Regions from separate parts of the Homo sapiens genome. Here all the other regions are linked to region 1. A link is an interaction called in ENCODE POLR2A ChIA-PET data of the cell type or tissue named here. Cell type or tissue: CD4-positive, alpha-beta T cell. All regions are shown on one strand. Region 1 has its middle 14 kb from the start of TLR8-AS1. Region 2 overlaps LOC105373133 (a long non-coding RNA gene). Region 3 overlaps LOC105373133 (a long non-coding RNA gene). Region 4 has its middle 15 kb from the start of FAM9C. Region 5 has its middle 31 kb from the start of FAM9C.

Region 1 (5,000 bases):
TTATAGGCCCAAAGGGTCTTCAACTAGCCCAGTAGGTGTTTGATAGATTACCCTCTGTTAGTTGAGGTGACTATTTTCCTCCTATCCCACTGGGGAAAGTGGCCTGAGCACTTAAGGGGATCCCTGGCCAAGAAGAACAACCACAAGGATCATTTATCGAGTGCTTGCCAGAGCCAGGCACTGCCTTAAGCGCCTCTTCATTCTCCCAGTGACATTGTGGGGTAGGTAGAGTGAACACCCCATTTTACAGAGAAAGAAACTGGAGCTCCGAGAAGTACCATGGCCAAGGTTGCTCAGCTAGTAAGACCAACCATTGAATGTGACAGTTTTAAGTTTTATTTTTCAGCATTTTATTTACATTTTCTACCCTCAAGCAGGGGCAGCAGTGAGGAGAAGGTGAGATCTCAGATGCTGTAGAGACGGTTAAATTGGCCATTGACTAGGTCAAAAAAGTATATATATATCCCTGTGTATGTGTGTGTGTGTGTGTGTGTGTGTGTGTGTGTATATATATATATATATATACACACACTGTATATATATATATATATATACACACACACACACACACACATACGCTATATACATATATGGTATAAGACTATATATATACACACATCTGTATACATATACAGTATAAGACTGTGTGTATGTGCATATATGTATGTGTATATATATATATATATATACACACACACACAGTCATGTACTGTGTGATGACATTTCAGTGATCCCATAAAATAATACTGTATTTTTTACTGTACCTTTTCTAATTTTAGATACACAAATACTTAGCATTGTGTTACAGTTGCCTACAGTATTTAGTGCAGTGACATGCTGTACAGGTTTGCAAGCTAGGAACAATGGGCTGTACCATATAACCTAGGTATGTAGTAGGCTGTACCATCTAGGTTTGTGTAAGTACACTCTGTGATCTTCGCACAATGAGGAAATCGCCTAGAACGTATCCCCATTGTTAAGCGATGCATGACTATATGTAAATATGTATATATATATATATATATATATATATGTTTTTTTGTTTGTTTGGATGAGAAACACACTAACATTTGTAGTGATAAACATTTTTTGTTGCTTTGTTGCACCTTCTCAGTAAATCCCATGAATTTAGTCTAAGGATGCTCATTTTACAGATGGATAAACCGAGGCTCCAGAGATCACAGTTGGCAAGTGGCTGAGCTGGGACGGTATCCAGCTCTATCTGGTTCCAAAGTCTGGTCTCTAAGGCCCTCCTCACTGAGCTAAGAACAACATGAGAAGATGCCCGTGTATGGTAGGCTTTCAAATGCAAATCAAACAATGAGGACCTCTCTGCTCATTTCAGACTGACAAAAATGAAAAGGTTGAGTAGTGGCTCCAGTTGGCCAGAATGCAGGGAAAGAAAAGTGAAAGCTCTTATATGCTGTTGTTGGAAGGGTCAATTCGTAGGGACTTTTCAGAGGCACCGGTGGCTGTCACAATTAAAACAGCATTTCCAGTTGAACCCAGCATTTCCAGTTTAAGTCCAGTGACAGGACTCTCATTCTATAGCCATACTAACACACTTACATATACATATACATACACATGCACAAACATCTAGATCTTTCCCCCATAGCATTGTAGATAAGAGTAAAAGCTACAATCAACCTAAGTGTATATTAATTGGGAGATTAATTAAATACATGATAGAGTACCCAAACAATGGAAAACTATGCAGCTGTTAAAAAAAGATTGAGGCAGATTTATTCATGATATGCTGTGGAAGGATGTCCAAAGAATACTCTTTTTTTTTTTCCCCCGAGACAGAGTCTCGCTCTGTCACCCAGGCTGGAGTGCAGTGGCGCGATCTTGGCTCACTGCAACCTCTGCCTCCTGGGTTCAAACAATTCTCCTGCCTCAGCCTCCCGAGTAGCTGGGATTAGAGGCACCCACCACCACACCAGCTACTTTTTGTATTTTTAGTAGAAATGGGGTTTCACCATGTTGGCCAGGCTGGTCTCCAACTCCTGACTTCGTGATCCACCCACCTCGGCCTCCCAAAGTGCTAGGATTACAGGTGTGAGCCACCGCGCCCAGCCAGAATACTCTTAAGTGGAAAATAAAGAGCCTCATAAATAGTGTCTGATCCCTTCTGTGCAATAAAAAAGTGAGGTGTAGAGAGACCATTTCCGGAAGGGAATTTTAAGAGCTTACCTCTGGGGAAAGGAAATAGAGAAACCTCTACCATTTACATTTTTACCAGAAGCATGCATTACTTTTATATTTTAAATATTTAAAACATTATTGATGTTTTACTTTCATATTTTATACATTTAACATTTTTTCTGTGTATTTTCTTGCTCAAGAAACTTGTCACAGAATCAACAACACGCAGTTGAGTATGCCTGTGAAAGAAACAGAATGTGACCCTGGGCTTAGGGTTTCTTTAGTAAGAAAACACCTTTGAAAGGAAGTGAAACACACCACCAAGCACCAAGACAGAGGGAGGGGGACTTCCTGCTTATCTGCAAGGGAAGGAACCCGTGTTCTTAAAGGGGCAGGAGGAAAGTTATTTTCAAGTCAACTGCTGTCATAACCCTAGATCAAACTAACTGCAGACCAGTCTGCAGTAGGCCCCGTTCTAGACTGCAAGTGTAGTCAGCCAGCCCACCATAGGCCCAGTTGAGAACTATCCTCACTTACAGTGGCTGTGCTTTGGATGTTTTCCTTGTAGAATGTGACCATAGCATTACATTTTGGTGAAGTGAATCATATTTTCAGTGAGGTAGGGAAGTTGCTCGTAGGATCATATAGTGATATGTATATGTGCCTGAATATTCATGTATGGTGTTTCTCTAAGTAGAAGCACGTGTGGCCAAATTGAACCACTATAAAGGTGTACATTTGTACAGGTACTTGGTTTCTTAATTTTGCCATTATTTTGCATCTGCTAGCTCACCCTTGCCTCCCAACAGCCCTGTGAGGGCATGAGAGGGCAGCTGGCATCCCATCCATAAGTGAAGACATGAGACACACAGTAAGGGACTTCCCCAGGGTCTCTGAGCCCCTAGCAAGACCAGAAGGGGTCCCCAAGCCTAGCAGGTCGGCTTCTGGCCTGGTGCCCCGGCAGGGGAGGAGCTGTGGTTTCCTGTGGTTTCATCATCCGTCTGTCTGACCGTTTATGTGGAAGTAACTTTCCACTAGCTTCTCCTAGGCCTCCCTCAAGAGTGAAGTGCCAATGGGGCCCTGAAAGGGGGCTCTTCGAGGGAGAATCCACGTGGGTAGTGGTTGGGGGACGCCTGGGAAAACAGATGAGGCTGGCGAGGGCAGGGGTGACATCCTACCTCCGCTCTCAGCCTCTCATCTGTGCCCACACTTGCCTGCCTTGTGTGGCTTTATAGCATGGGAGGCGTCTGCCAACTGCCCGATTCCTACTAGTTATTGGATAATCACTTCCACAGAAGCAGAGCAGAAAAGCCTCACGCCGCCACAGGCCCGCTCTACTTCCACCGAGGTGACTGCCATTAGCGGCATGGCTTCTGCTGCTCCTGGTGCAGGAGGATTGGATGGGCTTGGCCCTGGCTTGTGGTTCCCTGAGAGGGCCACGCAGGGCCCAGGGAGATAACAGGGGACATCTGTGTTCTCTCCCGCTTCCTGCCGTCACACCCTGAGGGAGGGTGGCCAGATTTAGCCAATAAAAATGGAAGACGCCCTCAAATTTAAATGGGAATTTCAGGTAAATAACAAATAGCTTTTTAGTATGAATATGTCCCATGCAATATTTGAGACCATAGAAATTATTTTATTTCTGTGAAATTCCAATTTAACTGGGCATCCTGTATTTCATCTGACAAGACTACCCTGAGGGGGAAAACTTAGGCCCTCTCACAGGCACATTGCTACTTTGGCTGTCTCTGTTTTTTTTTTATTTTTTATTTTTTATTTTTGAGACGGAGTCTCGCTCTGTTGCCCAGGCTGGAGTACAGTGGCATGATCTCGGCTCGCTGCAGCTACTGCCTCCCGGGTTCAAGTGATTCTCGTGCCTCAGCCTCCCAAGTAGCTGGGATTACAGGTGCGTGCCACCACGCCCAGCTAATTTTTGTATTTTTAGTAGAGACGGGGTTTCACCATTTGGCATGGTTGATTTTGAACTCCTGACCTCAAGTGATCAGCCCACCTCGGCTTCCCAAAGTGCTGGGATTACAGGTGGGAGCCACCGCTACCAGCCTGTCTCTTTATCCAAATTCTCCCAAACATAGACACACACACACACACACACACACACACACACCCTCAACGGGTCTCAGGCCTCTAAGTTCTCCTCTCAGGGGCTCCTGTCAGCCCTGCTCCAGCTGGGTCCTCTGCCCTAGGGGAGAGAGAATGGGAGGGGTGAGGAAGGGGTGAGGGGAAGTAGGGGAGGCAGAGGAAGAAGAAAGTTTCAGAAGAGAGCAGCCTAGGCAGAGGTGGCTGAGAGCTCAACCCAGTGGAAATGTGGACTCTAAGAACAGATGGGAGCCACCAACGTGATAAAGTGGCCTGCAAGGCTCAGAGCTGGCCCGCCCAGCAAGAAGCCTGTGTTTAGTCAAGGTGGGCCTGTGTTGAGACAAGCAAGCAAAAGCAAGCCTCCCTCTGAACTCCCTGAGGCCCTGCTGGGCCTTGCTAGAGGACCCTCCGCTGTGGAGGCTGGCTTCAGCCCTGTCTTCTCCCCGTGGCCACCCAAAAGCAGGATGCAGAGCCAGGAGCAATGTGGAGCCAGCTCCTGGGGATGCAGAAAGTGCCAGTACTCCCACCCTCCATACCCCTCACGTTCTCATTCTGCAAGAATTCCCAAGAGCCCACTAAGTGCTAACACGATGTTTCAGACTCTTTACTATCAACCTGACTGAGGTTTAATTGACATAAAATTCATCTTGAATGTACCTCGATGAGTGCTAGACAACCATGTACGCGCATGTAACCACCCTCCCCATCAAGATTCAGATCACCAACACCCCGGAAAGTGGCCCACTGTGTGAACC
Region 2 (5,000 bases), 140 kb before region 1:
ACCACAGAAAGATCTGATTTTGCTCGTTCTACATATTCCACATGCTTTTCACTGCCTGCAACTGTCATTTCAATCAAGTTTTCATTACAGGGGAAATTTTCCTCTTAAAATATTTGCTTTCATAGGAATTCTGTCTGTGTCAGCACTGTGGTCAACCCCAGTGTCAGGAAAGTCCACTTTTAAAGATATGGGTTGGTGTGAATGCATATAAAATGATGTGAGAGTGTATTTACGCAGATGTGAGTTTGCTGGATTCTTCGTACCTCGTGACCCTCTAACTTTCTGTACTGCTGATTCAATTAACCATGCCTGTGGCACAGGAAAGAGATACTCTACTCTTTAAAAAATTAATACAATGAATGGAATTGGGAAAATAAGTGAAGAAAGATTGTAACTGTTTCATTTTTTTTTTCTAAAAAAACCCTTTTTTTCTCATATCCAAATCAAAAATAGTGATACTAACTTCTATTAAGTTAAACAGATGCCTTCTCTACAGCCCAGCAATTTTACTCCTAAGTACATAGCCAGGAGGAGTGAAAGCACAGGTCCATAAAATACACCAGTATTCATAGCAGCTTTATTCACAATATGCCCAAACTGGAAATGATCCAAATGTCCATCAATAGAAGAATGGATAAACAAATTATGGCATATTCTTACAATGGAATAATACACAGCAGATTAAAAAAAGAAAGAATAAACTGATACAATCACCTGGATAAATCTCAAAAACATTATGTTAAGAGAAAGAAGCCAGATGCAAGAGTACATTCTGTACAATTTCATTTATATGAAGTTCACAAACAAGCAAACCTAGTTTATGGGAGTAGAAGTCAGAATAGTGGTTCACTGGAGTGTGAGGGGCATGGGGGTTAATTGACTAGGAAAAGGGAAAAAGGAAGCTTTCTAGAGTGATGGAAAGACATAGATGTTTGTGTGGTCAGTGGTTTCCAGGAGGTATATTTAGGTAAAAATTCATCAAGCTATACACTTAAGATGTGTGCATGTTACTGTATGTAAATTATACCTCCATTGAAAAACAAAACATGGATAATGATAGTTGTTGCAGGGCTTACAGCAAGTATGGGATTACTATTAATAAGCATCAGATTCGGCTTTGTGCTTTTTGGCCACTCGTCATAAAGAGACCTAAGTAATATTTCTCATAGGATGGAGGAAGCACACATTAATCATTGATTGTTTCCTGTGTGCCTGATACTGTGCGCTGGAGGCCTTGGGAGACTTCATAATAAATCAGATCAGGCTCCTGCTCCCCTGTTCTGATGTACAGGCAGTACCTTCTATACCAGGCTGTGAAAAACACTAGACTGTGTTTGAGTGTGATTGTGAGCGTCTGAGTCACAGTCTAGTATAGAAGTTACTGCATGTACATTGGTGACAAAAATTCAAGGTAGAAAGTGACAGGTGACTCAAACAGGTTTGAACCAAGCACTGGGGGTGTCATATGCTTTGCCCGACATTCAGTTGAATTGTTGACTGATAGAGGCCGGTGAGGGGGCAGGTGCCATGTTTTCACAGGAAAGGGTGCTTAAAGGGTGGGATGGGAAATGTAAATGTATCAAGGAAAGTGCAAAGGAAATTTCCATTCCCCTTTTTCTGGCTTTGCCTGCATGGAAGAGTTTGCCCCTCAGCCTCAGAGGATCCATCTGGGGGCCCCAGGAGTCTCAGGGTAGATTAGTCTCCTATGGCTGCAGTAACAAATGACCACCAACTTGGTGGCTTAAGACAACAGTTTATTCTCTCACAGTTCTGGCGGCCAGAATTTTGAAATCAGTCTCGCTAGGCCCAAATCAAGGTGTGGGCAGGGCCACGTTCCCCCAGGAAGCTCTAGGGGAGTATCTGATCCTTGCCTTTTCCAGCTTCTAGTGGCCATCCATATTCCTTGGCTTGTGGCCTCATCACCCCAATTTCTGCTGTTGTTACATCACCTTTTCCATGTGCACGTAGATCTCCCTCTGCCTCCTTCTCTCAAGAATACGTGTGATTACATTTAGGACCCACTCAGATGATACAGGATAATCTCCCCATCTCAAGATTCTTCACTTAATGACATCTGCAAAGACCACCTTTTTTCATAGAAGGCTACCGGGATCAGGATCTGCTATCTTTAGAAGCCATTATTCAGCCTGCTACACAGAGCTAGTGCCGCCCTCCACCCCTGCCCCCTCACTGCCCACTGCCCACCTTGGTCCTGATGCCTGCAAATGGAGGCAAACACTGACCTCTCTCTGTCAGAAACAAACATGCAGTAATTAAAACGCGTGTTCATGGTCCCGCCTTCTCTCTTTCACCTTCTGCATAGTTGTATGGGCTGCCAGCTTCCTGGTTGCAGAATGACTCTTTGAAGAAGCCCCAGACGGAGCTTCCTCAGAGCTGTGGGTGGAATGTGCCCAACCAAGACTTGAGGGCAGGGCTTCTCACCGCAGCACTTTGTGGCAGGAGCTGTGCTGTGCGTTGTAGGATATTTAACAGCATCCCTGGCCTCTACCCACTAGATGCCAGTAGCACCCTCGCCTCCCCAACCCAGCTGTGGCAACCTAAAATGTCTCTAAACATTGCCAAACATCTCCTGGAGGGCCAAATGGCACCCAGATGAATCCCACTGCTCTACAGAGTGAAGTGGGGCCTCTCTGGCCCTGGGGGGTGGGGCTGGGCTGCTTTGCCACCCTTCTCTTTTCTAGGTCTCTTGAGTTTTGAGAACATGGAAGGGCCATGTTGCTGGGTCTCTAGTCTAGCCCCTTTGTCCTCAATCCTGCTGGGGAGGGGCTTCTAGAGCTGGGTTTCCCAAGACTAGGAATAACTGGGGCCCTGAATGAAGGGCTCAACTGGTGGATCCCAGGATCCCCTCTGACCAGACAGTTCTGGACCTGAGACAAGCTGAACAACCTCTCAGTTTTCTTTCCTTAGGGTCCTGAGAGGCAGTGGAAGTTGGTGTCTTGGACACTGGGGTCCCCGGGGGCATTCTATACTACTTACAGCCTCTGTTCTTGGTAGTAAACCCAAGAGAACATCTCAGTGGAGTAGAGCAAAGAGGCTAAGAGTGAGGGGCTTTGGCAGCTGACTGTTCAGAGTGGATTCTTAGTTCCACTCCTTATAAGCTCAGGCACCTGGGGCAAGTTACATGCACTGCCACAGTTTCTTCACTGCAAAATGTGGATAGAATTGAATCTCCTTCATAGGATTGTGGTGAGAATGAAATGGATGATACATATCAAGTGGTCAATAAATAGTCACTTAAAATGAGAATAACTTTTATCATATTTGTGTCTTATCTCTCTGTAAGATTTGATCATCCTCCTCAAGCAACCCCTAAGAAGATATTTCAAAGGGTGCATTTAGTTCTTGCCATCTCTGAGAAATGGATCTCTCCTACACATACATTATAGATAAAATACAATCATCCATGTGACATTCTGTGTTCTTCAATATCCCCATAATCTCATAAGCCTCTCCTGGTCAGTACTGCACAGGCCGAAACTAGATTCGGTTTTCTATGTACTTTCCTGTAGCCAGAAGCTACAGTTAAAGCTTGTTTAAAAAAAAAAAAAAAAGTAAAAACGAAGTTTTCTACACTGGCTGCTCCTTTCTTTGCTTTGAAGCTAGACTGTAAGTTCACAGGTAGCCCCAAATGCATAAAGATAAGGCTTCCTTTATAACAAGGAAAGAGAGAGAGAGACAAATCCCAAAGGCTTGCTTTTCACTCACATATATTATAAATTTAGTTGGATGAAGCAAGATTACAGCCAAATATGGGCAGAACATGCAGAGAAACCTTAACTGTGATTGGCTCTTAACTTTGCCCCAAAAGAAGAACATTGTGGTTTAAACATCGCCGTCCCAGGAAGTCTTGAAATCAACTGAAGGGTTTTTCAAATTTGTTCTTCATCATTTAAACCAGACCCAAGCCCACTCTCATTGGTTGCTGGAGGAGCTGAGACTGAAGTCTGTGCTGACATTTTCAACCCTCGTTTGACAGGATAATTAGAGGAGAAGCCCCCGGTGTTGGTGACATTTGAGTCTCAAGAGCTTCCAATCCCAGTGTTGGATTGAATTTCAGTTTTCTTTCTTGCCACGCTGCCAATTTGTACTGCTGTAAGCTGACCAGCTTACACACTGAAAAGCAAAACGCAGTTCAGCTGGTTTTAAAAGACCCATTGACAGCCCAGGGCTTGTAAAACGATGTGTACGGGTAGCTTCAGCTGGCCCCTGTAAGAGATGGCCTGAGATGATAAAATGCTTTGCAACTTAAATTTCCACCAAGTGTTTTAAAACATTGGGGTTTGTTTCAGGCCTTGTGTAATTCTTTGTTATCTGCAACACAGGCGTTCTTTTTGCTCTTGTGATCAGATCATGAATCTCTTGCACAATCAGCCCAAGAGCTCTGTAAGGATGAAGACTGTTAACTCTAGCTTTGTTACATTAGAGGCAACCCAAGGCTTCATTTGATAGCCATCTGAGACAGACAATGTGGCCCGCCAAGGCCACAGCTGTACTTTCCTACCAGTCATTTGCACAGGCTATCAGAGGGCCTCTCTTCCAAGCCTTTGATAAACAGGAATTCAACCCCAACTACCCTTTGGAAGCCAACGGATATTATTATAATCAGTGGGAAAACAGACAATGACGGAGTCAGCTCTGGCCAGAAGCAGAAAAGAACGAAGGTTGGTTCACCTCTCGTTGCCTACTGCATGTTGTGCACGAAATGACCTCAAAGGTCAACTTCTACGCTTTCCTTTTTGCAAGAACTAAACTCATACGTATGAGCCCTCCCCTTATGGAAACCTCAAACCCTGTTAGGCTACCCTGTCACAAACCCTGACTTGAATAGAGAAGTGTGGATCTGGGGGATAGAAGGGAAATTCTGGATGAAGTATATGTCTTTTTCATGCTCAAGCAGAATGAGCATTCAACTCATTCTGGTATCTTTGTTAAAGGTCAGTGGCTCTGCCAAAATGGCCATTTCCTTCTAGAACAACCCT
Region 3 (5,000 bases), 130 kb before region 1:
TTCCCAGTTTCATGAGCTATCACTTTACTTCCAAATCGGTAAAAATTACTAGAGACATTTGATGGCTTGGTAGAAATCTCAAGGTCAGCCTGTATTTGACTATTTTTGAACCATTGTTTCTTTAGTTGAAAGTGACTTTGGAAATCATAGGCTTTGTTTTGCAGATAAGGAAACTGAAGGCCAAGGCCACACAGATAAGTGGTGACACCAATTGTCCTAAAATCCCAAACCTCCTGATTACCCCAATTAATGCTATTTGCACAAAAATTTTCAAGCCATGGGCAGGACTTTCTGTATTAACATTCTCTAAGGATCTTGGGCTTCATATTAGGTTTTCATATTAAGTTTCCCAACTAGGAAGAGTAGCTGAAGCTGTTTCCTCTTCTGGCCAATAAATTAAAAGAGATACAAGCTCAGGAGTACTGAAACACGCATTGCTTTCTTGGGCTTGAATTTTTATGTAAGTCACTTATTGTCCTGCATCTAAAGATCTAAACTGCATCCAGGTTTTTTTGTTTGTTTTTGTTTTTGTTTTTGTTTTGAGACAAAGTCTTGTGGTAGGAGTTATTAAAAAATTATTTTAGGCAGATAGAGGAAAAGGGGTCCTTGGAAAGTTTTCATTTCTTTTCAAAGCAACTCCAGAAACATTTCTTGTCTAGCAGAAAAACTCTGGCTCCTAGACCCAGGCCGGCAACCTTTGATATGCAAATGCAGGCCATTAGAAACTGGGTCCACCCAACATGGCGATTCCCACCGTTGTCCTCTTGCCCTTACCCCGGACATGTGCCTGGCAACATGGGCACCCCCACATATCCCCACGTGTGTAGAACGTCATGGTGCCCTGCATTTGCATATTAAAAGCTAGGGTGGGGGGCCAATTTTTTCGCAGGCTACATGAATGACAAGCCTGGTCAAACCAATCCCCTGAGCCCTGTGCAAATCAGACACTGCCTCCTCCAGCCTCCTCATAAAACTGGCTGGTATCCTCAGCACATGGGGCCTCCTCTCTTGGATTTGGAGACCCCCTCCCTCTGTCTCTGTACAGAGGAACTTCTTCCTTCTTTCTTCTCCCTTCTTTCTTGCCTATTAAATTCTCCGCTCCTTAAAACCACTCCATGTGTGTCCATGTTGTTTTATCTAAACCGGCATGAGGACCAAGAACCCTGGTGTTCCTCCACTCATCAGAACCATATCAGTCTCACTCTGTTGTCTGGGCTGGAGAGCAATGGCATGATCTCGGCCCACTGCAACCTCCACCTCTGGGATTCAAGCGATTCTCCCACCTCAGCCTCCCAAGTAGCTGGGACTACAGGTTTTCCCCAACCATGCCTGGCTAATTTTTTTTGTATTTTTAGTAGAGACTGGGTTTCACCATGTTGTCCAGGCTGGTCTGGAACTCCTGACCTCAAGTAATCTACCCGTCTTGGCCTCCCAAAGTGCTGGGATTACAGGCATGAGCCACCATGCTGGGCCCTAAAGACAGTTTTAACATAAATTCTAGCCTTTTTTCTTAAACTGGTGCAGCAATCAAATAAGCTATCTTTTTTTAAAGGATTTTTGTGTTTTACCCTCATCTGCCATTTCAACTTAGCCAAAATACACTAATACGGCTATAAATTTTTACTGTTACAGTGATTTCAATAATTGTACTGGGCATATAGCCTCTAGATAATGGCAGAAATTGAAGTGAAACATATTTAAGGAGATTGCTTACAGAATTGTTCTCTTAAAAATATCCTGCTTGCATTTATTCAACGATTTTCTGTGAAATGGGAAAGAGGAAGGAGGAAATATTACTTACTGGGTTACTTGTTTTTTGTTTTATCAGACTATCGTTCTGGTTAATTTCACCAACTGGGGAATGTTTAAAATGGATTTATTGTTTAGGGCATGTGTTAGGATGAGGATTTCTCAGCCTCGGCACTAGTGACACTTTTGGTTGGACAATTCTGTATTAGGGGAGTTGTCCTGTGCATGGTGGCATGGTTAGCAGCCGCCCTGGCATCTACCCACTCCATGACAAGAGCAGCCTTTTCACTGCCCCTTTCCCGCCTCCAATCCTGATAACCAAAAATGTACCCCCTGCCAATTTGCCTTCCGATTCAGAACCACTGGAGTCTCCTAGGCAGGTTTCACGCTACACTGTGAGAGCTCTAAGAGGAATTGGCTTTTTTGGATATCTTTAGCTTGGTTTATGCCCCAAGGACACGTGAAAAATCCTAAACGATGATGATGCCTGTCTCACCTCACCACCAATCCACCTTCCAACTCTTCGCAAAAACACAAATGCACCTGTCATTTGAGGGAGCTTAAGTTAATCAAGGGAAACATTCACATGTACTTGCTTTACACCAGATTAAGAAAAGGAATATTTCTTCCAACATCAGGCAAAATTTTGCTATTTGTTACAAGACAAAGGTAGGCACGTGGGTTTTAACTCTAGTGTCTTTGCTGGCTCCTGAACTAGCCAGTTCTGCCTCAGAATCGCAGTGGTTTCCCCTGTGGCTATGAACAGAACATTCTACAGCACAACAGTCACCATTAGTGGGTCACACTAGTTTTGCATTCTCTGAAATTGCAGCAGTCACAAAAAAATCCCACCACCCCTCTGCTTCTTGAGCTTTTCTTTCCTCAAATGGAATCCACATGAGTCCAAGTCCATGCCAGAAAAATGAAATGTGTATTATTCGGGAAACATTTCCCTAAACAAAATGACACAGGGAAATTCTTCCTTGCCCAAAGCTGAAACTCTGTGCTCAAGAGCTCTCTTATCGGAATTCTGCACTCAATCTTAGATACCTGATACATTCTGCTACTATGATATACAACTTCCTTATGCTTTGGATAAACAGAGGCATATTTTCAGCTTTAATGCCAATATTAAGAGAAGGGTTACAGCATTTTTTTTTTTTTTTTTGGCTTTTACATCCTTTGCTTTTGCGTCAGACAGCAGGATCTCTAGCCACAGTATAGATCCAAATTAATAGAGACACCCATCTGCAAAATGTAATCACTTTCAGCTCATGATGCTATTTTCTAATCCTAGAGCTCCTTGTGCAAGGTTTGTGTGCAAGAGTCTTGTGGCCTGGCTTTCTGAAAGCAACTTCCTGTGCGTGTACAAAAATATTTCAGGCTGCTATCTATTTCTAAATACTTGCCCTTTCTTTTCTCTCTGTTCCCCCTTTTTTTTTTAGACTTTCACTACCCTTGTGATAGATTCCGTTGTCTTACTTTAAACGTGAATATAGTATCTGTGTTCTTTATGCTTCCCATGATCAACAAGGCCTTGCACAAATTTGATAAACAAATGCAACAGCAGAAAGAAATTTTTATATTCTTCCCTGCCCCACCCTCAATAAAGCTGTAGCAACCCAAATAAGCCGACCTTCTCCCAGTAGAAGACATTTTATAGTTCAACCATTTTCTATAATGAATAACTTTCAACCCAGAGTGCCTCCTCCGGGTTCAAAACTCAAGCTACTTGTGATAAAAGAAAGATGTTTTAACTTCAGCCTGAATGATTTTATGCCTCCATGAAATATAAACATTAGCAGAGAATAAAAAGCTATGAAGATGCTTTACTATGAGATTTGAGACTTCATTTTCTACAGATATTTCTTTCAGAATCCACTTAATTGAATCTGTTTGAATGTGTAATTCTTTGTTATTTGATTTTGTAGACATTTTTAAAAAATCAATACAAATTAAGCCTAGAATACAGAAACATATTAAAATTCTTTTTTTGGTGGTGGAGCTACATTCCAATGGTTAGAGGAAGGAGAAGGAGAAAGAGAATAAACAGAATAAATAAGTAAAAAGACATAGTTTGTTAGAAGGAAATAAGTCAAGCAGAGCAGAATAAAGGGAATGATACTTGGGGACGGGTGTGATTGGAAATAAGAGTGGTGAGGACAGGCCTCCTTGGACACTGACATGTAAGCAAAGACTAAAAGAGTCATGTGGGCACTGGAGAGAAGTGTCTTCCAGGCAGACAGGACAGCCAGTGCAAAGGGGGTTTGGGAGTGGGAGCATGCCTAGCATTAGGAGGAACTGATGGAGGCCATGGTGCTCAGTGAGACAGTCGTGGGAAGAGGAGAGGACGAGGCCAGAAGGTAACAGGGCCATCTCCTATAGGAGGCCTCTGTAAGGATTTGGCTTCTACTCTTGGAGAAATAGGGAACCATTGCAGATCTTACTTAATTATTATTTTTTACTGAGGTGAAATTCACACATCATAAAATTAACCATTTTAAAGTGAACAATTCAGTGGCATTTTTAGTGTATTCATAGCGTTGTGCAACCGACACCTCTATTTAGTTCTAGAACATTTTCATCACCTCAAAGGGATATTCCCATACCCATTGGCAGTCATTCCCCATCATCCCCTCCCCGTGGCCCCTGCCAACCACAGTTTGCTTTCTGTCTCTATGGATTTCCCTCTTCTGGACACTTCATATAAATGGAATCATATAATATGTGACTTTTGCGACTGACTAGTTTCACTTAGCATCATATTTTGGAGATGCATTTGTACCTTATTTCTTTTTATGGCTGAGCAATATTCTGTTGTATGCATATGCCATAATTTGTTTATTCATTCACCATTTAAAGGTCATTTGGGTTGTTTCCACTTTTAGCTATTGTGAATAGGGCTACTATCATCATTGCAGGCTTTTAAGTAGAAAAGGGACATTATCTCACTTCTATTTTATACAACACATACAGGGCTATTTTATGAGTCACCTACTAACCCAAATTAGTAAATTCATTGTAAAATGGCAAAAATAAGTAAATAAATAAATGCTTCTCCCATCAGTGCCACCCCTTTGCCACATGCTACCACCTGCTTTGACTGCTTAAAAGATCTTCTTCCAACACAACCATTTTTTAAAATTCTATAATTTCTCCCCCTTCCATTGGTGATTAAAGGCCAAGCAACTGTTAAATGTAAGGCTGTCCCCATTATCCAAAAAATTAATGTTTTCCAAAATTGACACAGG
Region 4 (5,000 bases), 72 kb before region 1:
TCTGGATAGTTTACGTTGCCATTAAAGCATAAAGTTGCCATTTTAATCTGTCAGCTGCTTATTTCTTGCATGAGCTATTCTGGCTTTCTAAATCATATCTTTTGGCCAGGCACAGGGGCTTATGCCTGTAATCCCAGCACTTTGGGAGGCCAAGGCGGGCGGATCACTTGAGGTCAGGAGTTTGAGACCAGCCTGGCCAACATGGTGAAACCCTGTCTCTACCCAGAATATAAAAAATTAGCTGGGTGTGGTGACACACGCCTGTAATCCCAGCTACTGGGGAGGCTGAGGCAGGAGAATCACTTGAACCCGGGAGGCGGAGGTTGCAGTGAACCGAGATTGTGCCACTGCACTCCAGCCTGGCGACAGAGTGAGACTCCGTCTCAACAAAATAAATAAAAATAAATCATATTTTTGGTCATTTGCCAAGTGCTTGGCTGTTGGGTACACACGGAATAAATTATCCAGTAAAAAACATCTCAGATCTTTCCAGCTATTTTTGATCAGGTACACCTGTAAATCTTAAAAAGCCTGTAAAGAAATACCTAAATAATACATTGGATATAAGACATAGGACAATAGTAACTGAAGGAAATTGCAATCGTTAGGGGGGAAAATCCTTAAAGGCTTAAAATTCTACTAGGTGGTAACCACTGTTTATACACACATGCATTTCCCTCTTCATATTTGGGAAACTGATGGTCGTGTTTCCTTTTTAGGGTGGAAGAAAAAATTCTCCATTAAGAGAAGGGAAGGAAAATATAGGAAAAAGAACCATTCTTTGAAGGCACCTGTTGTCCAAATCATAAGGAAGAGCTTGTAGTTCTGAGTTGCACAAAGGTGCTTTAGTTGTTTTTCTGTAGGATACTAGAGGAGGTCAAATGTTATGTGATAGCTGTGTCCTCAGACCCAGTGTAGGAGATGGGTAAAAAATGTTGATTGGATAAATGTGTTACTTTGCTAGTTCATACCTCTCTGAACCTGTCTTGAAGCCGCTGTGGGGAAAATGTCTCCATCTTTTCTTTGTTCTGTCGCCATTCAATCTATTCATCTACTGCTTGAGAATGTTTTTGCAATAACAAATCTTTGAGGTTTGGAAACCAGCTGTGATTAGTTTAAGAACTCTTGGTCCCACCCAATTTCAGCCTGTGCTGGGGTGTCTATTTCCTTTGTAAATTAAGGCTGCCTCCCGCTCTGGGAGCTGACTGGTTGTGCCCTGTGTTTCACTGGAGCCCCTGTCTGTTCTTTGGCTCACCTTCCCCCGCCCTTCCTTATTTGTAAAGCCCTGAAGGAGGCAAGTTTCCTTTGAATGTCATTAACACTTTGTAATTAGCTAGGAAGCCAAGGAGAATACCAAATGTCCCTTTCCCACCATGGGGCAAACTGTTTTGTTTTCTCTTCTGAACCCCAAGCAGGAACTGGCTAAGATATGATGGCCCCTCTACACGAAGAGTGACTGATTTCATTGGGAAGTGAAATTTGCATGACACCATCAGAAGCTCTTGACCCGTCAGACTCAGAACTCAGCAAGCTTTTCTTTCCCATTAATCCATGGTTAATGCCTTTGTGCTGCATAGTTTATTCAGTCCACAGCTCCCTCCTCAAACATAAACCACTAAAGGACCATGGATTCACAGGAATGACAATAAGACTACTGAGAGGCAGAGAGCGGAAAGCCCCGGGGCTTTGGTGTCAGGCAGACCCAGGTTCAGGAGGAAGCAGGGATAACATATACTTTTTTTTTTAAGTCAGGTTGTGAGGTATAATTTACATATAGTAAATTTCCCCCTAAGGCGTGGCATTTGGAATTGCACTTCTTTATAATCCATGGAGGAAATTGCACTGAGTTCAGAGCCAGGAAACATGGATCTTGCTCCCATCCCCCCAGCCATTGTCAATGAATAGTTCTGAACTCTGCATCATCTGTAAAATATGTGAGTTGAACTAGGTGACAGTGAGGTCCCCTCTGCATTATAAGAAGTCTGTTGTTTTATATTTTAAATGAATGAAACAAACAAAATAACTTGTCTTCCCAAAAGATATTCAAGAATCTCATGATTGAAGTTCACTGTTGAAATAACTTAAGTTTCTTGTACAGTTCAGACTTTTATTTTTACAGTTGCTGCTGGAAGAATTTCTAAGCATGTTGGGATAAACAGTTCCCACCCGCTGATCCTAAACTAACCAGTGTCCCTTGCTCCCCACCCCGGGTCACCCTAGTCCTCCAGTCGGCTGAGGCAGTGGGAACAGGAAATCAAGTCTCTCAGAAAGTTCAGGCTGCCTTGAATGGCTGCCAGATCACCCTGGAGGAGAAGCTCCGGAGGCAGGCGGGGAAGCCTCCCCTCCTCTGGTTACAGAAACTCTCTCCTTACACTCCTCTCTTAAATCTACCTAAACTTAAATGCAAAAACATTTCTGCAGAGAAGAAAGTGCCCAACATTCTCTGGTTATGGATTGGGGGCCCTGTTTTATCAGTTTTTGAGCAAGGTATTTTGGCTTGATTGAACTTTCAGATTGCTCTAGCCTTGTCTCTCCTCCCCCAAACCAAACAAATGAGTGCTTGGAATGAGTGAAGCACATACATTCCTGGATCCAGATTGATATCTGGAACTGGAATGTGACATTTACCAGTGTAATGTGCTGAGATTTAAGTTTGTGGAGAGTATTCTTCCCAGGTAAACCTCTGTGGCCTCACTCCTGCAGTTGGGGGAGAAGAATGTGGCAGCCACTTTCTGGCCTTTCTCCTGCAGGTGAGCACAAAAGCTTAAGACATACACACCTGCAGGGGATGTAGGGGAGTGTTCAGTGGAAGGATGACCTCATTCCCTAATACCTGACCATTCATGGCAGCCTCCGTTTCTTTGAAGTCCTGTTGGAAGTTGATTTCCATGGGGCTTTTATAAGTGTGACTGAGAAAACCATGCCAAAGTCTACACTCAGTCCAATTTGCAGGAGCTGTTTGGAATCCGGGCTGCATTGTTAGGATGATGCCTGTTGGCTCTTCAGCCTGTTCTATTATGTCTAAATCACATGTGTTGGCTTCTAACATACTAATAATTTTTGCTTTTATTGTGTTTGCCACATGTCTCCTCTCATTAGAATGTGAGGGATGCATGTCTCTTTTCTTTATTATTGTATCCCCAGTGCCTAGCACCGTGCCTGGGACCTAGTAAGGGCTTAATTGATATTTGCTGAATGACTTAATGAACAAATGAATGAATGACCCCCAATAGAATCCTCTCGAAGAGATGTTCATTTTTGAACCAAATCCTTGAATAAATTCATATAAATATTTAGTGAGTCTATGATGTGAGTTAAACAAAAAGTACAGAATAAAGAAATAGGATAAGAATGTGTCAACTGACTAATCTCTCCAGGGAAGTAATAACTGAGCACCAAAAAATAAGCTACATGAAACACCACTACTCAGGAATAAAAATAAATGAAATATTGACACTTAAGACAACATGATGACTCTTAAAATTATTATGCTGCATGAAAGAGGCTAGACTCAAAAGATCTGCTGGGTGATTTCATTTATATAAAATTGAGTCTATAAAATATAATCTATAGTCACAGAAAGTAGATCAGTAGTTGCCCGGGTACTGGGAGCGGAGAGGGAGGGATTACCAAGAGGCATGAGGAAGTTTTAGGGATGATAGATAAGTTGATCATCCTGATTGTGGCGACAGTTTTACAGATGTGTGTATACATCAAAACTCACCATATTGCACATTTTAAACAGGTGCAGTTTATTGTTTGTCAGTGATGCCTCAATAAAGCTGAAGACTGCAAAAACAGTACATTTTAATGCATCAATCAAGAACTACCCTTTGAGTGCCCAACAGGCAGTCAAACTATTTTGATTCTCGCTTTCCTTTTCTGTACCTCATCAGTATCTCAGCAGAATTAATTAAGTAGGCACTCAATGAACTGGTGTTATGAAGTGCATTTATGCTTGTTGTGATACATCTTAAGTTTTTATTTCAGAAGCAAAAGTACCATCACCATGATCCATAGACCTTTTGCGTTATAACCAACTTCTCTATCTCTATTTTCCCTAGGATAATTGCTTTGCATTGTTTTATTATTTATTCTACAAGCATTTATTGTACTTTATGTTTATGAATTATTTTTCAATTTCCTCTGATCTCTTTCAAATTCTGATACTGTCTTGCAAGATGCTAAGTACTCAACTCCCACCCTTCCAACTCCTATCCTCTTCTCTTAATAAGCTTAATATCTAGCAAGCAGGTTTTCTCTCCCAACATATAAGTCACTGGTAAAATGATGAAGAACACCAGACCCATGAAGGAAGATGAGGGGGAATTTCCAAGGCTGTTTACTAAGAAAGCAAACCTCTGTCATTGAGATCCTGTAGGTTTGCCCCAAGTAGGGGTTACAATCTAAAAAGAGTGTCAGTTTCCACTGGCTTTCCTCTTGTTTTCCACCTAACTAATGAACTCGCTTCAGCTCAGGGTGAAGGGATATACCAGAAGCAGGACGAAGTGCTTAAAGTGAGAAGATACATGAAATGTTAATCTTCGCTTGACATAAACCCATCTCATTTTTCTACTTGGCATTCTGTGTAGGCTTCACCTTTTCTCCAGATGGTGCAGTCAATTGTGTTTGGGCCATTCTCACATGCATTGTGGTTTCCTAGTTCACACTCGTGGTTGTTTCATGACCTGATATGCCAGTGAACTATCTTCCTTTTAAGATATAGTTGGGCCACATTTTCATTGCCCCTACATCCTTACTTTTTAAATATTGTATGTGAAATCATCTCCCTCTAGTGAGCCTAGCGAAGCCATGACTATTTAAGGAGACAGCATAAGCTCTACACTATAGAGTCGTAGGTTTGAGTCCCGGCCTTGAAATCTTCTAGACGTCAGGATTGCTGATGATCTCACAGCCAGTTTTTCTATCTGCAAATCAGGGCTGATAATACCAACCTGCATTTCTTAAAACGTAGAATTTTATTGATGCTAACTCATATT
Region 5 (5,000 bases), 56 kb before region 1:
GAAAGAGCCTAGAATGCCACCCACTGTGATGAAAACAGCCAGCACTCACAATAGTGAGGGGCCATTCGATATGGGTGCACCTATCCACAGTGCCTTCAGTAGGAGGGAAACAATCTGCCTTTTATAGCCATTTAATCACTGAAGCAATGCAAAAGTCATTAGATATTTACTGAAGATTCTCACCAGTGTCAGACTTGAGATTTGAACTTGAGATACCTTTGAGAATACAAAGCTTACATTTGATCCCTGCCCTGGAATGCTTAGAATCTAATGGAGAGATAAGAAACCAAACCTGGAAGCTTAAGCAATGATGGAGAATGAATAGAGTAGCACAGATTTGCACTGCTAGAAGAGTAGAATCCCCAATATTTAGTATGGCACAATGGTAAGGAAATTGAAAACCTGGGATTTAGTCTATATTTCCTAAGTACAAAATGGAATAAGTTTGTAAAACCATGCAATGTTTCTGGTCCAGATTTTTTTTTTTTTTTTTTTTTTTGAGATGGAGTCTCACCCTGTCGCCCAGGCTAGAGTGCAATGGCACGATCTTGGCTCACTGCAACCTCTGCCTCCCGGGTTCAAGCTATTCTCCTGCCTCAGCCTCCAGAGTAGCTGGGATTACAGGTGTGCACCTCCACACCCAGCTAATTTTTGTATTTTTAGCAGAGACGGGGTTTCACCATGTTGGCTAGGCTGGTCTTGAACTCCTGACCTCGTGATTCACCCGCCTTGGCCTCCCAAAGTGCTGGGAGTACAGGCGTGAGCCACTGCGCCCAGCCCAAGATTTTTTAAAGTTATAACACAAGCAAGATATCTAAAGTCACTTAAAATAATTTTTTTTAAAAAAAACAAAAACCTTGTGAATGTGTGAGACTGAGGGGAAGAAGATAGGAAAGCCCTGGAGACCTGTGTGGCTGGTGCAGACACTTCCAGAAGGATTGTCATGGGAAACAAGGAAAGGAGAGAAGAAGGCAGGAAGAGAAGCTTCTTCAGTCAGGAGAACCCTGAATGCTGGGTGCAAATGATAGCATACATGCGGGTGGGCAGTGTTTCCTGGGCTTTCAAGCATTCCTTCCCTTTGATGACTCATCTGTTTCTGTACCTTCTATTCCTCAATCACGAATTTACATCCATTCTGTCTAATTAAAATAGCTAACATTGATGGAGCATTTTATAGTATCAGGCACTGTTCTGTGGGCTTCATATGTTGCCTTACTTAATTCTCACACCAAGAATATGGCATATGTATTACTACTCTCTCCGTTAAAGTTGAGAACACTGAAGCACAGAGATGTTAATTAACTTAGTCAAGGCCACACAGTTTGTTAATAGCCCAATCTGAATTTGAACTCACACGGTGTGATAAGGAAAGCCAACCTCTGTCTGCTAACCTGAAAGACCTTTTTGCCAAAAAAAATCTAGATTTTTGAGCATTTATCCAATGAGATATCCAAGAAGTCTCTTCAGTTTTTCACTGTATCTCACATGTGTGAACCTAGCCACAGTATGACTTATCTGCAGAAGGATAAGGGCAAGTTATCATGTCTCCTGTCAAGGTAAAAATGTTGTTTCACAATTCCCTGGCCGACCTTCCAGGCAAATTTGCTGCAAAAACAGTTTTTGTGGGGTTTGTAGCAAAATTATATGATAAGAAGGACACGAACCGAATTCCTTTTTTAAAGGACTATGCTGGTTTTTGTAGCCCCTGGCTGTGTAGTGACAACAAATGCATGCTAAGGGGCAGTCCCTGGTGAGTACTTATCTCTTTAACCTGTTTTAATCTCCAGACAAGTCAAGAGCCTACAGAGGGGTAAAGGACATGTGACATACTCAATAACATTATCTATGAAAAGATATTCCCACAATTTTTTTAAAAAAAGCTTTATTGTATTTACAGGGGCAAGCGTCCCATTCTTCTCCCTATGCCAATTTCACCGTGCAGTAGAGGTCATTAACTTGTGTAATATGGAGGAACCAAGAACGCTGCTTCCTCATTACAGCAGAAGAGACAGCAGCCCCCAGCTGTTATGAAACAGTGCTGAGCTTCACAACAGGAAGTACGATCCATGGCCAGTAAATAATGCTGCCTTCCCTTCCCTTTCAGTAAGCCTCGGAACTTCCTTATCCTTAGTTCCAAATCCTTTTACAGATGTTTACCTGGGAATTTGGATTTTTCTTCCCTTCTCTTAGCTCCTTTGAGGAGCCAGACAGTGTCATTGACCTCTCGCTTCATGTTAATAGTAAGCTAAGGGGAAAGCCACAATATGTCTGTTGTTCTCAGGAAAACCTTGAAAACACAAGGGAGAAAGCCCACTGTCTGACTATACCCATCTTTTTCTCTAAATATTTTGAGTTGGACTCTATCAACATCACTTTGCCCTTGAGTCAGAGTTTCTCTTTGAATGTACCTTGACACACCCTGTTCAAAACCAAACCAGGCAGCCTGAATCAGGCAACAGTATTTTGTATGTAAGTTTCTGCAAACATAGTCGGAGGTATAAGAAGAGCGCTGTAAATAGCTGCCTTAGTTCAGCAACTACAATCCATGCCAGATAAATGGGGGGAAAAATACTAATTCATCTGTGACTAATTCATCATGAGAAGAGGAGTAAAGGAGTTTCCAAAAAACTGTGCAGCTAATAACATATCATTCCTACATCCAAGAATGTGCCATTACTCCAGAATTTCTGTTGACAGGTGTGTCCGTTTTCTATTGCTGCTGTAACCAATGATCACAAACGAAGTGGCTTAAAACAACACACACATTTTTTAAACTTTTATTTTAGGTTCAGGGATACATGTGCAGGTTTGTCCTATAGATAAACTACATGTTGCAGGGGTTTGGTGTGCAGATTATTTTGTCACCCAGGTAATCAGCATAGTAGCCATAGGTAGTTTTTCAATCCTCACTCCCCCGCACCCTCCACTCTCGAATAGGCCCCAGTGTCTATTGTTCCCTTGTTTGTGTCCATGGCCACACGTTTCTTTTTGTTGTTTTTTTTTGAGACAGAGTTTCGCTCTTGTTGTCCAGGCTGGAGTGCAGTGGCGTGATCTCAGCTCACTGCAACCTCCAACTTCCGGGTTCAAGCAATTCTCCTGCCTCAGCCTCCCAAGTAGCTGGGACTACAGGGATGCGCCACCACGCCAGGCTAATTTTGCATTTTTAGTAGAGATGGGGTTTCACCATGTTGGTCAGGCTGGTCTTGAACTCCCGACCTCTGATGATCTGCCCACCTTGGCCTCCCACAGTGCTGAGATTACAGGCGTGAGCCACTGCGCCCAGCCCACACATGCTTTTTATCTTACAGTTTTGTAGATCGGAAGTCTGACATGAATCTTACTGGACTAAGAGCAAGGTGTCGGCGGGACTGCATTCCTGTCTGTAGGCTCTTGGTGAGAATCCATTTCCTCACCTTCTCCAGCTTCTAGAGGTTTCTACATTCCTTGGCTTAGGACTCCCTCCCTCTATCTTCAAAGCCAGCAGTGCCCGGCCAAGTCCTTCTCAGGCTGCCATCCCGCTGGTCCTCCCTTGCATAGTCCCATCTTCCTTTTTTGCTTTTAAGGACTCTTGTGATTACATTAAGTCCATCCCAAAACTTCAGGATAGTCACCCTATTTTAAAGTCATCTGCTTAGCAACCTTAATTCCATCTGCCACCTAAATTCCCCTTTCCCATGTGACGTACAGGACGTGGACCCTGTCCTGAATTGGAGAGTGATAATTCTCTCCACCACAATAGGCAAATAGCCACATATTTTTTCTAGTAGCATAAAGTTTGTTCTCTTCTTTACTGCAGGGAGACTCTCATATTTACTAGGAATTCAATTATAAGAAATAACTTTTTTATTATACATGAAGTAATATGAACAATAGCTGCCCTTTATTGAGTATTATTATACCAGGCAATGTATTCTGCATTCATTTGTTTTTCGAATTCTTACTGGAACCTTGCAAGATAGGCAGGGCAGGTGATAAGATTCTCATCTACAGATGGAAAATCTGAGGCTCAGAAAGATGAAGGCTCACTCAAGTTGTTATTATTATTATTATCATTATTTTTTGTAAAGACGAAGTCTCACTACATTACCCAGGCTGGTTTTGAACTCCTGGGCTCAAATGATCCTCTTGCCTCGGCCTCCCAAAGGGTTGGGGTTACAGGCACGAGCCACCGCGCCCGGCCTCAATTCAGCTATTGAAGTCACACTGGATTCCCGTCAGCCATGAAACTGACACTTTCTCCTGCCTTCTCAACCGCCAGCCCTCACCTGTGGGGAGCTACCCCCACGACTCTTGTCCTCTTCTTTTGCCTTTAAGTGAAACCCACCTGCCTTGTGAGCCCTTGAGCTAAACAGCTGGAATATGGACTCATAAGTCTGGGATTGCTGGGGAGTGTGGGCCCATTGAGAATTTTGTAGAAGACCACATTAGAAGAGCATGGATCCTACATCTTGGCCTTCTTTGCGTCGAGAAAGCAAATCTTTGTGGGGGAACTGAAGTTAAGCTTTGAGTATGGAAGATGGACCCTGAGGGTACATTTTTGGAACCTTACCTAGAAGCCTATAGGTCAACATTGTCATTTCTTCAGACATCAAGGGACACCCTGCTTTTAGAGAGCACTGCTTTGAGCTTTGTTTTCAGTCTTTATCCCCAGGTCACATCATGATCTTCTCCTAGGACAGAGCTGCGGCTGGTGTCAAACTGCTCCATTCCCCTGCACCTGTTTGGCTTGGGTGGGGGAAATGAGTCCTCGCTCTACAAGTCGAGCCTCTCCTAAGATGAGGGTCAGCACCCCTAGGGTGAGGGAAGAGCATAGATGATCGCCACCAACAAAATTAACAACTGGCAAATGATATGAATGATTTTCTACCTGGATGCTGGTATGATTCAAGTTTTTGGTATTTTCTTGTGCTTTCAACCTGGGAACAAAGGCCCTCTTTTTGTGAGTTCTTTGCTGTAAAATCAAATAGTTCAACTAGCTGCCACATAATGAAAGAAAGATC

The links. ChIA-PET counts read pairs that join two places held together with the same protein. Peaks named below come from ENCODE experiments on the same cell type or tissue, not always from the same donor. Only the 100,000 strongest peaks of a DNase experiment are listed, where the experiment ranks them.
Region 2: POLR2A ChIA-PET joins it to region 1 with 49 read pairs; 15 of 35 experiments call an interaction of 5 or more read pairs at or near these places.
Region 3: POLR2A ChIA-PET joins it to region 1 with 17 read pairs; 16 of 35 experiments call an interaction of 5 or more read pairs at or near these places.
Region 4: POLR2A ChIA-PET joins it to region 1 with 10 read pairs; 8 of 35 experiments call an interaction of 5 or more read pairs at or near these places.
Region 5: POLR2A ChIA-PET joins it to region 1 with 11 read pairs; 11 of 35 experiments call an interaction of 5 or more read pairs at or near these places.

What each region holds. Positions count from the first base shown.
Region 1 is chrX:12,954,552-12,959,551 of GRCh38, reverse strand. No RefSeq gene overlaps it. Among named protein-coding and RNA genes, the nearest start is that of TLR8-AS1, 14 kb to the right of the region's middle. RefSeq lists cis regulatory regions at 2,288-2,754, 2,923-3,786 and enhancers at 2,629-2,858, 3,549-3,628. In CD4-positive, alpha-beta T cell, no CTCF peak of the experiment used is centred here; DNase peaks (open chromatin) are centred at 2,491 and 3,171; H3K4me3 peaks cover 3,584 bases; H3K27ac peaks cover 4,494 bases.
Region 2 is chrX:13,090,129-13,095,128 of GRCh38, reverse strand. The region is part of intron 3 of LOC105373133 (a long non-coding RNA gene); the gene reads right to left. Among named protein-coding and RNA genes, the nearest start is that of FAM9C, 48 kb to the right of the region's middle. RefSeq lists an enhancer at 4,213-4,352. In CD4-positive, alpha-beta T cell, no CTCF peak of the experiment used is centred here; DNase peaks (open chromatin) are centred at 1,368, 2,418, 3,848 and 4,778; H3K4me3 peaks cover 2,105 bases; H3K27ac peaks cover 3,735 bases.
Region 3 is chrX:13,079,979-13,084,978 of GRCh38, reverse strand. All of the region lies in intron 2 of LOC105373133 (a long non-coding RNA gene), which reads right to left. Among named protein-coding and RNA genes, the nearest start is that of FAM9C, 38 kb to the right of the region's middle. RefSeq lists an enhancer at 3,035-3,204. In CD4-positive, alpha-beta T cell, no CTCF peak of the experiment used is centred here; DNase peaks (open chromatin) are centred at 2,488 and 3,088; H3K27ac peaks cover 3,810 bases.
Region 4 is chrX:13,026,801-13,031,800 of GRCh38, reverse strand. No RefSeq gene overlaps it. Among named protein-coding and RNA genes, the nearest start is that of FAM9C, 15 kb to the left of the region's middle. RefSeq lists an enhancer at 1,492-1,711. In CD4-positive, alpha-beta T cell, no CTCF peak of the experiment used is centred here; DNase peaks (open chromatin) are centred at 2,290 and 4,726; H3K27ac peaks cover 2,903 bases.
Region 5 is chrX:13,010,961-13,015,960 of GRCh38, reverse strand. No RefSeq gene overlaps it. Among named protein-coding and RNA genes, the nearest start is that of FAM9C, 31 kb to the left of the region's middle. RefSeq lists enhancers at 2,151-2,320, 2,431-2,510. In CD4-positive, alpha-beta T cell, no CTCF peak of the experiment used is centred here; DNase peaks (open chromatin) are centred at 2,030 and 2,430; H3K4me3 peaks cover 613 bases; H3K27ac peaks cover 1,655 bases.